2 separate regions of the Homo sapiens genome follow, and region 2 is linked to region 1. A link is a loop called in an ENCODE intact Hi-C map of the cell type or tissue named here. Cell type or tissue: B cell. All regions are shown on one strand. Links, peaks and the distances in the headings refer to the core of each region. The heading gives the core; the rest is flanking DNA. Region 1 has its middle 18 kb from the start of LYPD3. Region 2 has its middle 5.3 kb from the start of KCNN4.

Region 1 (5,380 bases), core at 121-5,120:
CAGGTGATCCTCCCACCTCAGCCTCCTGAGTAGTTGGGACTAGGGGCATGTGCCACCACGCCTGGCTAATTTTTTTTTTGTAGAGATAGATAGGATTTCGCCCTGTTGCCCAGGCTGGTCTCGAACTCCTGTACTCAAGCCATCTGCCTGCCTTGGCCTCCCAAAGTGCTGGGATTACAGGCATGAGCCACCGTGCCTGGCCCCATCACCTAGATTCTAAATTAATTAACATCTTACTCAACTTGCTTTATCAAGTATTTACCCACCTTTCCATCCATCTATCCATCACTCCTTCTTGCCTTTTCAATGCATTTCAAAGTAAGTTGAAAAGCATATTTATTTAGTTTCTCCTCTTCAGGTAAAATTTACATATGCTGAAATGCACAAAACTTAAGCACATTGTTAGAGGAATTCTGACAAATGTGCAGGCCCGTGCCGCCAAAATCCTTATCTTGAATCAGAACATCACCATCACTCCAGAAGGTTGTCTCCCATCCCTTCCCAGTCAGTCCCTGGGTTTCAGAGAGGAATGTAGTGGGTGGGGTGGGAAGAGGAGGCAGAGGTTAGGCCTAAACCTTGAAGGGCCTCATAGGCCACAATAAGAAATACAATAACAATACAAATAGAACACTATGCTGGATGTTTTTCTTTTTTCTTTTCTTCCCTTTTTTTTTTGAGACAGGGTCTCACTCTGTTGCCCAGGCTGTAGTGCAGTGGTACAATCATAGCTCACTGCAGCCTCAAACTCCTAGGCTCAAGCCATCCTCCCTCCTCAGCCTTGGAAATAACTGGAATTACAGGTGCATGCCACCATGCCAGGCTAATTAAAAAAAAATTTTTTTTTTGTAGAGATGAGTCTCATTATGTTGTCCAGGCTGGTCTCGAACTCTTGGCCTCAAGTGATCTTCACACCTCAGCTTCCCAAAGTGCTGGAATTACAGGTGTGAGCTGCTGTGCCCGGACTATGCTGGATATTTTTTGTTTGCCTCTTCAGGTCCACTCTCCACCTCTCCCCGCCATACTCCTGGGAGTCTGACCATACCTTGGGATCAGCATGAACCACAATGAGCTTTCTGAACCTCTAGCTTTCTGCATCGGTTTGCCCAATGGGGAGACACTGGCAAGAAACTGGAGGGTGGGTATTTATTTCCCCAACTCCCTTCTTGATGTACGGTTGCCTTGGGCTGCCTGTATCTTTCTACCCACTGCCTCCACCCTTGTAAATAGACTCCTTTTTTTTTTTTTTTTTTTTTTTTTTTTTAGACAACAGTCTCTCTCTATCACCCAGGCTGGAGTGCTGTCAGTGGCGCCATCTCGGCTCACTGCAACCTCCGCCTCCTGGGTTCAAGTAATTCTCCTACTTCAGCCTCCTGAGTAGCTGGGATTACAGGCGGGCGTCACCACGCCTGGCTAATTATTGTATTGTTAGTAGAGATGGGGTTTCACAATGTCGGCCAAGCTAGTCTCAAACTCTTCACTCAGATGATCCGCCAGCTTTGGCCTCCCAAAATGCTGGGATTACAGGCGTGAGCCAGTGTGCTCAGCCCGATACTTACTTTTAATTACATGTAGATTAAGGCGCGGTTTATGCAGAAATTTCTAGGGAAGGGGTAATGACTTTTGGCTTGTGGGGTTATTGGCATGGAAAGGGGCAGTAACTCCCAGGTGTTGCCATGGCAACGGTAAACTGACGTGGCATACTGGTGGGCGTGTATTATGGGAAACTGCTTAGCTAGTCCTCAATTTGGTCCCATACCCAAGTCCCACCTCTGGAGGTGAGTCCAGCCTCCCACCTCAAAAACAGTGGCATTGGCCAGGCGCGGTGGCTCACGCCTGTAATCCCAGCACTTTGGGAGGCCAAGGCAGGCAGATCTCTTGAAGTCAGGAGTTTGAGACCAGCCTGGCCAACATGGTGAAAACCCATCTCTACTAAAAATACAAAAAAAATTAGTCAGGCCTGGTGGCGGGCCTGACTAATCCCAGCTACTCAAGAGGCTGAGGCAGGAGAATCGCTTGAACCCAGGAGGCGGAGGTTGCAGTGAGCCGAGACCATGCCGCTGCACTCCTGCCTGGGCAACAGAGTGATACTCTGTCTCGAACTCCCCCCACAACAAAAAAACAAAACAAAAAAGCCCCCCAAGCCCCAGAAAAACAAACAAAAAACAGTGGCATCTTGGTGGGGCGCGGTGGCTCATGCCTGTAATCCCAGCACTATGCGAGGCTGAGATGGGAGGATCACTTGAGCCCATGAGTCTGCCCAGCTTGGGCAATATAGCGAGACCCCATCTCTGCTAAAATACAAAAATTAGCTGAGTGGTACGCACCTGTGGTCTCAGCTACTAGGGAGTTTGAGTGCTCACCTAGCAAGCTAAAGTGCAGTAAGATAATCCAGAATGCAAGTACCACTCTAGTGACAACCATCATCACTAGTGTCATCAAGGGCACTTCATATAAAAGTGCCAGTGTGCATCAGGGATAAGAGTGAGACAACATCCACTGGTTCACGGTGAACCGATGAAACAAGAACAACAATTAGGAATTTATTAGGATCAACAGGACTATCCTAAATATCAGCAGTAAATTAGCACATCACAAGAAACTCATGAACATGGGTTAACAAAATGAACCACTGATAAGCCAACTTTTCTGTGTCAAAAGGTGGGAGGTTCACTTGAGCCCAGGATGACGAGGCTGCAGAGAGCCGAGATTGCGCCACCGCACTCCAGCCTGGGTGACAGAGCAAGACCCTGCCTCAAAACAAACAAACAAAACAAGAACAGTGGCACCTTAACTGTTAATTATACGAGAAACTGGGAGCTCCTGTAGGGTTTTCACCCTGCAAGTCAGATTGGTGTTTTCCATGCGCCCTCTGGCGGCTTGGAGCAGCAATGTCAGCTAAGCATCAGCATCCAGCCCCTGGCTGGACTCTCGGAAAGTACTACTGCTATTTGGCGAATGCACTTGCACCAACATTCACCTAAATCTGCAGCAGACACAGGGACAAAGCTCTGTCTGGGTTTCCAGGACATCTTCTCAGAGGTCGTGATGGATAAGACCAGGAGCGGGATCTTAAATAACAAGGAGCACGTGCAGAGGCCTGAGCGAACATGCCTTGTGTCCGGAACTGGGTGCAGCAACCTGGGAGAGAGCAGGGAGATGAGGCTGGGGAATTAGGTCAGGCCCATTTGGGAAAGAACCTTGGCATTGGGACTTTGTGCTGTAAACCAGTTTGGAGATTGTGAACCATCAAGCTTCAAAGACAAAATTGGAGGGTCAAGCATTAAGGATGTCAACTTTTTATTTTGTTAGTAGGGTCTTAAAAAAACAACTATTCTTATTCATTCTAAAAGCTTTTAATGAACACCTACTGTGTGTTAGGGAATGTTCTGGGCAGGATCTGAGTCTGCATTGCTCACTATTGTATACCCTCAGAGTCTAGAGTCATGGAAAGGCCCCAAAAGAAGGGATGAATGAAATGAAAGATCATTGCTAAAGCAAGGTCAGGGTGGAGATGAACTGCCAGGGGTGAGTCCAAGCTGGGTGAGATTGTGGATGAGTTTGGAGACAGAAAAGAATAAAGGTGAAAGTGCTTAGTCCGGCCAGGCGTGTTGGCTCATGACTGTAATCCCAGCACTTTGGGAGGCTGAGGCAGGCAGATCATGAGGTCAGGATTTCGAGACCAGCATGGCCAACATGGTGAAACCCCACCTCTAATAAAAATACAAAAATTAGCCAGGCGTGGTGGCAGGTGCCTGTAATCCCAGCCCCTCGGGAGGCTGAGGCAAGATAATTGCTTGAACCCGGGAGGTGGAGGTTGCAGTAAGCCAAGATTGCCCCACTGCACTCCAGCCTGGTGACAGAGCAAGACTCTGTCTCAAAAAAAAAAAAAAGAGAAAGTGTTCAGTCCTTGAACTGTCAAAAGACAAAATCACAACAAATTTGCTTATAGATTCCCTCCCACCTCAGCCTCCCAAATAGCTGGGATTACAAGTATGCACCATCATGCCTGGCTAATTTTTATGTCTTTACAAAAGATACATGTTGGCCAGGCTGGTCTCGAACTACTGACCTCAAGTGATCCACCTGCCTTGGCCTCCCAAAGTGCTGGGATTACAGGCATGAGCCACTGTGCCCAGCCTGCTTAAAGATCTTAACTGGTTATTATTTGTGATTTTAGAATTGGGCAACATCGAATTATAAGAGACAGAATGAGTATTCTGATGAGTCGAGCAAAAGAGGTTGGTTTTATAGACAGAAAGGGCAGAGACTGCAGAAACAGAGAAGAAAAAGTGTATTGGCCATTTCAAAATTACTTTCCTTGTAAAGGTTAAAGGACAGGGGTTTCCTTATCATGCAGGCTAAAACTGGCCTGCTTGGGGACTTGGCTGTTATCTTTCACTCTCCTGATTTTTTGGAAGGTCAGGTAAAACAATTGAGTTTTGGCTTGGTGATGTGGAAGTTAGCACGAGTGACTCCATTTTGGTTTGGTCTGTTGGGCTTTGCACAGAAGCTTGGTCCAAACTAGTGGCCTCTGGTAAATTTCATTGAACAATATTATTATTAGTTTTTTTCTTTCTTGAAAGAGGGCCTCACTCTGTCACCCAGGTTGGAGTGCAGTGGCGTGATCATAGCTCACTGCAGTCTTGACCTCCCAGGCTCAAGCCATCTTCCCAGTTCAGCCTGGAGAGTAGCTGGGATTACAGGTGTGTGCCACCACACCTGTCTAATTTCTTGTAGAGATGGGGTCTCACTTTGTTGCCCAGGTTGGTCTTGAACTCCTGGGCTCAAGCAATTCTCCCACCTTGGCCTTCCAAAGCATTGGGATTACAGGCATGAGTCACCATGCCTGGCCAATAATGGTTAACTTTTGAAACACTCCAGTGGCTTCTCTTCTCATTTAGCGGAAGCACTGTGCCCTTGGCATGCCCACAGGGTCTGGCCCTGACCGCTGTGCTGGCCGCAACTTCTTGCACTAACCACTGCCTGCTCCGCTGCAGCCACGCAGGTCTCCTGGATGAGCCTTAGCCACAGAGACCCATTCCCTTCTCAGAACCTTTGCACTTCCTGTTCCTTCTGCCTGCAATGCCCATCCTGCATTTACCAACAGCTATGCGACAAACACTCATGGCACCAAGCACAGTTCTGAGCTGTGAGAGGAAAATAAATATTGGGGCCCCAAAATCACCAAAGCTAAAGGGAAAAGTCAAGCTGGGAACAGCTTAGGGTGAACCTGCCTCCCATTCTATTCAAAGTCACCGCTCTGCTCACTGAGATAAATGCATATCTCATTGCCCCATTTGGAGAGGCTAATCAGAAACTGAAAAGAATGCAACTACCAGCATGGTGGCTTATGCTTGTCATCCTAGCACTTTGGGAGTTC
Region 2 (5,380 bases), core at 381-5,380, 340 kb before region 1:
CGTTTTTGAAGAGGTGGTTAAGGCAGAGATTATATTTGAGCAGAGTGGCTGGATACTGTGGCTCATGCCTGTAATCTCAGTACTTCAGGAGGCTGAGGAAGGAGGATTATTTCAGTCCAGGAGTTCAAGACCAGCCTGGGAAACATAGGAAGACTCCTTTTCTAGCAATTTTTTTTTAATTTGCTAGGCATGGTGGCTTGTACCTGTAGTCCCAGCTACTTAGGAGGCTGATGCAGGATAATCACTTGAGCCTGGGAGGTTGAGGCTGCAGTGAGCTATGATTGTGCCACTCTACTCCAGCCTGGGTGACAGAGCAAGACCTTGTCTCAAAAAAATTTAATAAAATAGGAAACAAAAATTATATATAAATATATATGAATATATAAATAATATAAATTTATATAAATTTATAAATATAAATAACATAAACATAAATATAAATATAAATATAATGATATATATTTATAATATAAATATATATTTTATAATGTAAATAATATGAATATAATTATATGTTTATAATAATAGAAATATAAATAAGTATTTATAATAATAGAAATATAAAGAAATATTTATAATATTATAAATATAAATATTTATAATATTATAAATATAAATATTTATAATATTATAAATATAAATATTTATAATATTATAAATATAAATATTTATAATAATATAAATATAAACAAATGTTTATGATAATATAAATTTATATATATTATATAAATTATAATTATTTATTAGATATTATATATAAATTATATATAATATATAAATATAATATATAATATATTTATATATTATATGATTATATATTTATATATTATTGATATATGTATTATTTTTATTATATGTTATATGATATTATATATTGTATACTATTATAATATATATAATAATTCATATATATATTTGAGCAGAGAACTGAATGAAGTGAGGGAATGCCCCATGAAGAGAGTGGAGGTGCAAGCATTCAGGAAGAGGGAACAGAAAATGCTAAGACCCAGAGGCAGAAAAAAGCTTGGTATGTTTGAGAATCAGCAACAAGGCCAATGTGATAAAGCAAAGTAAATGCAAAGGAAAGTGATGGGAGGAGTTTCGCCAAGATAGGAATAGACACACAGAAAGAAAGCAATAGAGAAAGACAGACAAGAAAATTGAGACCCAAGCTGAGACTGACCAAGAAAGGCTCATAGGCAAAAAAATTAGGAGCAAAATGATGCTAGCTGCAGTGTATGGAGTGCAATTTGCATTATACATTTTATTATTTTATTATCTATTCACATATACATACATATGCATATACTTTTTTTTTTTTAGTTGAAGTCTCACTCTGTCACCCAGGCTGGAGTGCAATGGCACGATCTTGGCTCATTGCAACTTCTGCCTCCCAGGTTCAAGTGATTCTCATGCCTCAGCCTCCTGAGTAGCTGGGATTACAGGTGCCCACCACCACGCCTGGCTAATTTTTTTTGTATTTTTAGTAGAGATGAGGTTTCGCCATGCTGGCCAGGCTGGACTTGAACTCCTGGCCTTAAGTGATCTGCCTGCCTCAGCCTCCCAAAGTGCTGGAATTACAGGCGTGAGCCACCATGCCTGGCCCATATATATATATTTTTTATTATGGAAAACTTCAAACATGCAGATATGAACATAAGGGTATAATAATCTACTTTTTATTGTGTAACAACCCGCTCCAAAAGTTAGTGTCTTAAAATAAACAATCTCATGATTGAGGCTTGACTGGGCATTTCTGCTGGTCTCTCCTGAAGTCATTCACATGGTTGCATTCTGTTAGGACAGGACTGGGGCTTTAGCCAAGATAGCTTCATTCTCCCTGCATGGCCTCTCCATGTGACTAGCTTGGGCTTCCTTACAGCATGGTGGTCTTCTAGTTCTAAGGGTACAAAAGCAGAAGCTTCTAGTTTCCTTAACATCTGGACCTGGAACTGGTTCAGTGTCATATTTGCCACATTCTATTAGTCAAAGCAAGTCATGAGCCAGATAGACTGAAGGAGAAGGAACATACTGTTCCTTTTCGTGGGAGAAGCCACCTGCCAGTGCAGGGAAGGGAGGAGTCACTGGCAGGCAACTTGGGAGACAATGTATCACAAGACTTTAACATAGACCAGGCCTGCTGTTAGGGCTCCAGACATTCTCTCTCACCTAAGCCTCAAGCAGCCCTGTCACATAGGAAACATAATCCCTCTTTTACAAGTTTCACAGAGCACACAACTATGGATGGCAACTAGGTTTGAACTCAGGTTTGTCTCTAAACCAGGCTGTACGTATAACATATTCCATACAAAAATAAAGTTAGGCCGGGGGTGGTGTCTCATCCCTCTAATCTCAGCCCTTTGGGAGGCTGAGGCAGGTGGATCATCTGAGGTCAGAAGTTCAAGATCAGCCTGGCTAGCATGGTGAAACCCCGTCTCTACTAAAAATACCAAAATTAGCCTGGTGTGGTGGTGCATGCCTGTAGTACCAGCTACTTGGGAGTCTGAGGCAGGAGAATCGCTTGCATCCAGGAGGTGGAGGTTGCAGTGAGCCAAGATCGTGCCACTGCACTCCAGCCTGGGTGACAGAGCGAGACTCTGTCTTGAATGAATGAATGAATGAATGAATAAAGTCAGTGGTCACATCGAGGCTTAAACCGAGGTCTCTAGACTTCCATATTGTGAGATATAGATATCTGTATATCATATACATCTGTATACACTATACATCTGTATACTATGCCATATACTATACTACATATCTGCATATACTATATATAGAGTGTGGGTGTATGTCTCTGTGTAATAACATAATATACATACATTTTTAACTGGCGGGGAACACAGAGATACAAAGAAGAAAATAAAAGCAGAAATGAAGAAAAAAGGAGAAAGGAGAAAAGCATGCACTTGGAGACTAAGACCAGGAGATAGAAACAGAGAAGCAAGACAAGGCGCAGTGGCTCACACTTGTAATTCCAGCACCTTAGGAGGACGAGGCAGGAGGATGGCTTGAGACCAGGAGTTCGCGACCAGCCTGGCAACATAGTGGGAACTGATTTTATGACCAAAAAAATGTTTTTTAATTAAAAAGAGAGAGAGAGAAGAAAGAAAGAAAGAAAAGAAAAAAGAAAGAGAGAGAGAAAGAAGAAAGAAAGAAAAAGAGAAAGAAAGAAAAAACAAGGACAATGATATACAGAGAGAAAAATGAAGACTGAGAGCAAAGAAGAGACTGAGATTGATGGAATCACGAGGTCTCCCTCCTTTAGCCTGGAAACTCCACAAGAGCAAGAATTTTGTCCATTTTTGTTCATTACATATCGCCAACTCCTTGAGCAGTGCCTGGCACTCAGTAGGTGTTTTGCTCTATGTTGGCAAGAAACCAGGCTGGACAGGGAGAGTGTCTGCAGTTGCCTAAGTGAACACTAGGTGACAGTATTTATAAGCCCTGGAGCTTCCAGGCTCCAAGGTCCCAGAGATGGCGGTGGAGGATTTGCCGCCACTGACCTCTGACTTTCAGGATCTCTTCCTCGGGGCTCAGCCCTGCCTTTCCCTGCACAAGCCTTGGGCGATGAATGACCTTTCCGCCTGAGACACCCTCTTCACTCTCCTTCACCAGCCTGCCCAGTTAAACAACTCTTTGTCCCTGGCCCCTTCCTGCTGGGCCCCGAGGCACCTGGGTTCTTTCCAGGCCCGGAGATGGGGCTGCGACAGAGGTGGTGCAGCTGGGACAAGGCCAAGGAAAAATCCTGGAGACTCTGGAATCAGTTCTTCCAGTGTATGAGACCCAGCCCCTCCTCCCTCAGACCCAGGGGTCCAGACCCCAGCACCTCCTCCCTCAGACCAGCAGTCCAGGCCCCAGCCCTCCTCCCTCAGACTCAGGAGTCCAGACCCCAGATCCTCCTCCTTCAGACCCAGGAGTCCAGGCCTCAGCCCCTCCTCCCTCAGACCTAGGAGTCCAGATCCAGCCCCTCCTCTCTCAGACCAGCAGTCTAGACCCCAGCCCCCCTCCTCCCTCAGAACCAGGAGTCCAGACCCCCTGCCCCTCCTCTCTCAGACCAGCAGTCCAGACCCCATCCCCTCCTTCCTCAGACCCAGGAGTCCAGACCCCAGCCCCTCCTCCCTCAGACCCCCTCCTCCCTCAGAACCAGGAGTCCAGACCCCCAGCTTCTTCCTCCTGGACCCTTCCTCTTAGGCATTTTGAGGTCCTCTACTATTCCCTCTCCCTCTCTTTTACACAAACCCCTCTCTCCCTCCACTCCCCATTCTAGGATTGAGACCAAGGGTGAGTCACAAGAAGCCCTGAGGCCCTGAGTCACCTCGCCCTCCCCCCTTGGCCCCTCCCTGGGCTGGAGGCAGCTGGCTGAGGAGTGAAGCAGTTTCCTAGGACTGACCCCTGCATCCCAGGACTGCAGTTTGAAGGCAGGTGCCCTTCCCACTGTAACCCCATCACTGCCACCCAGGCATGTCCATGCCCATCCTTTGCTGTTTTTCTCTTTCAGTCATGGCCTATTTGGAGACAAAATTTCTCTGTGCTCTAACTTCCGTGTCTTGATTGTGTTTTCCGGTTTCTCTGCACCTGTGGGTCTCTTTGATTTTTTTTAATACATGCCCCCACCATCCCTGGCTGAATGCCTCGAGGTCTCTCTGATTATCTCTCTCTCCCTCTGTGTCAGTCTCTGTCTCCGTTTTTCACAAGTGCCTGAACTGGGGCACAGATGCCATGGCATGGCCGCAGCTGGAGCGCTATTTAGTGGCTTCTGACCCTTGGGTGGCCACAGTCTCTGGATCACTGGCCCTCAACCCCTGAGTGGGACTGGGGTAGAACCGGAAGGAACCAGGCTGTCCGTAGATGTGCCAGTGAACAGCAGAGAGAAACTGAGGCAGAGACAAGCATAGAGAGGCCCGGAGAGAGAGAGAGAGACCCAAGAGGAGACCAGGAGGCAGGGAGAGAGTGAAACAGAGACGGAGAGAAACACCGATTCAGCAAGAGACAGACAAAAACAGAGGGCCCTAGAGACGGAGAGATGGAGACAGAGTGAGACACGATGACAGAGACACAGGCAATGATGAACACAGAGAGAGACATGACAGAGAGACAGTGACGGGGAAAGAAGGAAACAGAGGAGCAGAGAGGGACACGAAGATGGAGAAAGGGACAGAGCGATGAGAGAGACACAGAGAGGCTAAGAGAGGCAGAGACAGAGAGACAGAGTGAAGAGAGACAGAGAGAGACAAAGGTACCAGGAGAGAAGAACAGAGACAGAGATAAAGACAAACCTGGCCAGGCACGGTGGCTTACGCCTGTAATCCCAGAACTTTGGGAGGCCGAGGCGGGTGGATCACCTGAGGTCAGAAGTTCACGACCAGCCTGGCCAACA

What was found. A loop is a pair of places that touch in the nucleus more often than their neighbours do. Peaks named below come from ENCODE experiments on the same cell type or tissue, not always from the same donor. Only the 100,000 strongest peaks of a DNase experiment are listed, where the experiment ranks them.
Region 2: it touches region 1 in a loop (3-fold over the local background); 10 of 110 quality-filtered maps call a loop at or near these places.

The regions. Positions count from the first base shown.
Region 1 is chr19:43,444,697-43,450,076 of GRCh38, reverse strand. No RefSeq gene overlaps it. Among named protein-coding and RNA genes, the nearest start is that of LYPD3, 18 kb to the left of the region's middle. In B cell, for the core only: CTCF peaks have their summits at 2,670 and 2,870 (motif pointing left); a DNase peak (open chromatin) is centred at 2,856.
Region 2 is chr19:43,783,539-43,788,918 of GRCh38, reverse strand. No RefSeq gene overlaps it. Among named protein-coding and RNA genes, the nearest start is that of KCNN4, 5.3 kb to the right of the region's middle. RefSeq lists a cis regulatory region at 3,266-3,713, enhancers at 3,219-3,718, 3,719-4,220, 4,208-4,502 and a silencer at 4,208-4,502. In B cell, for the core only: CTCF peaks have their summits at 3,217 and 3,416 (motif pointing right); DNase peaks (open chromatin) are centred at 3,428 and 4,458; H3K4me3 peaks cover 645 bases; H3K27ac peaks cover 1,868 bases.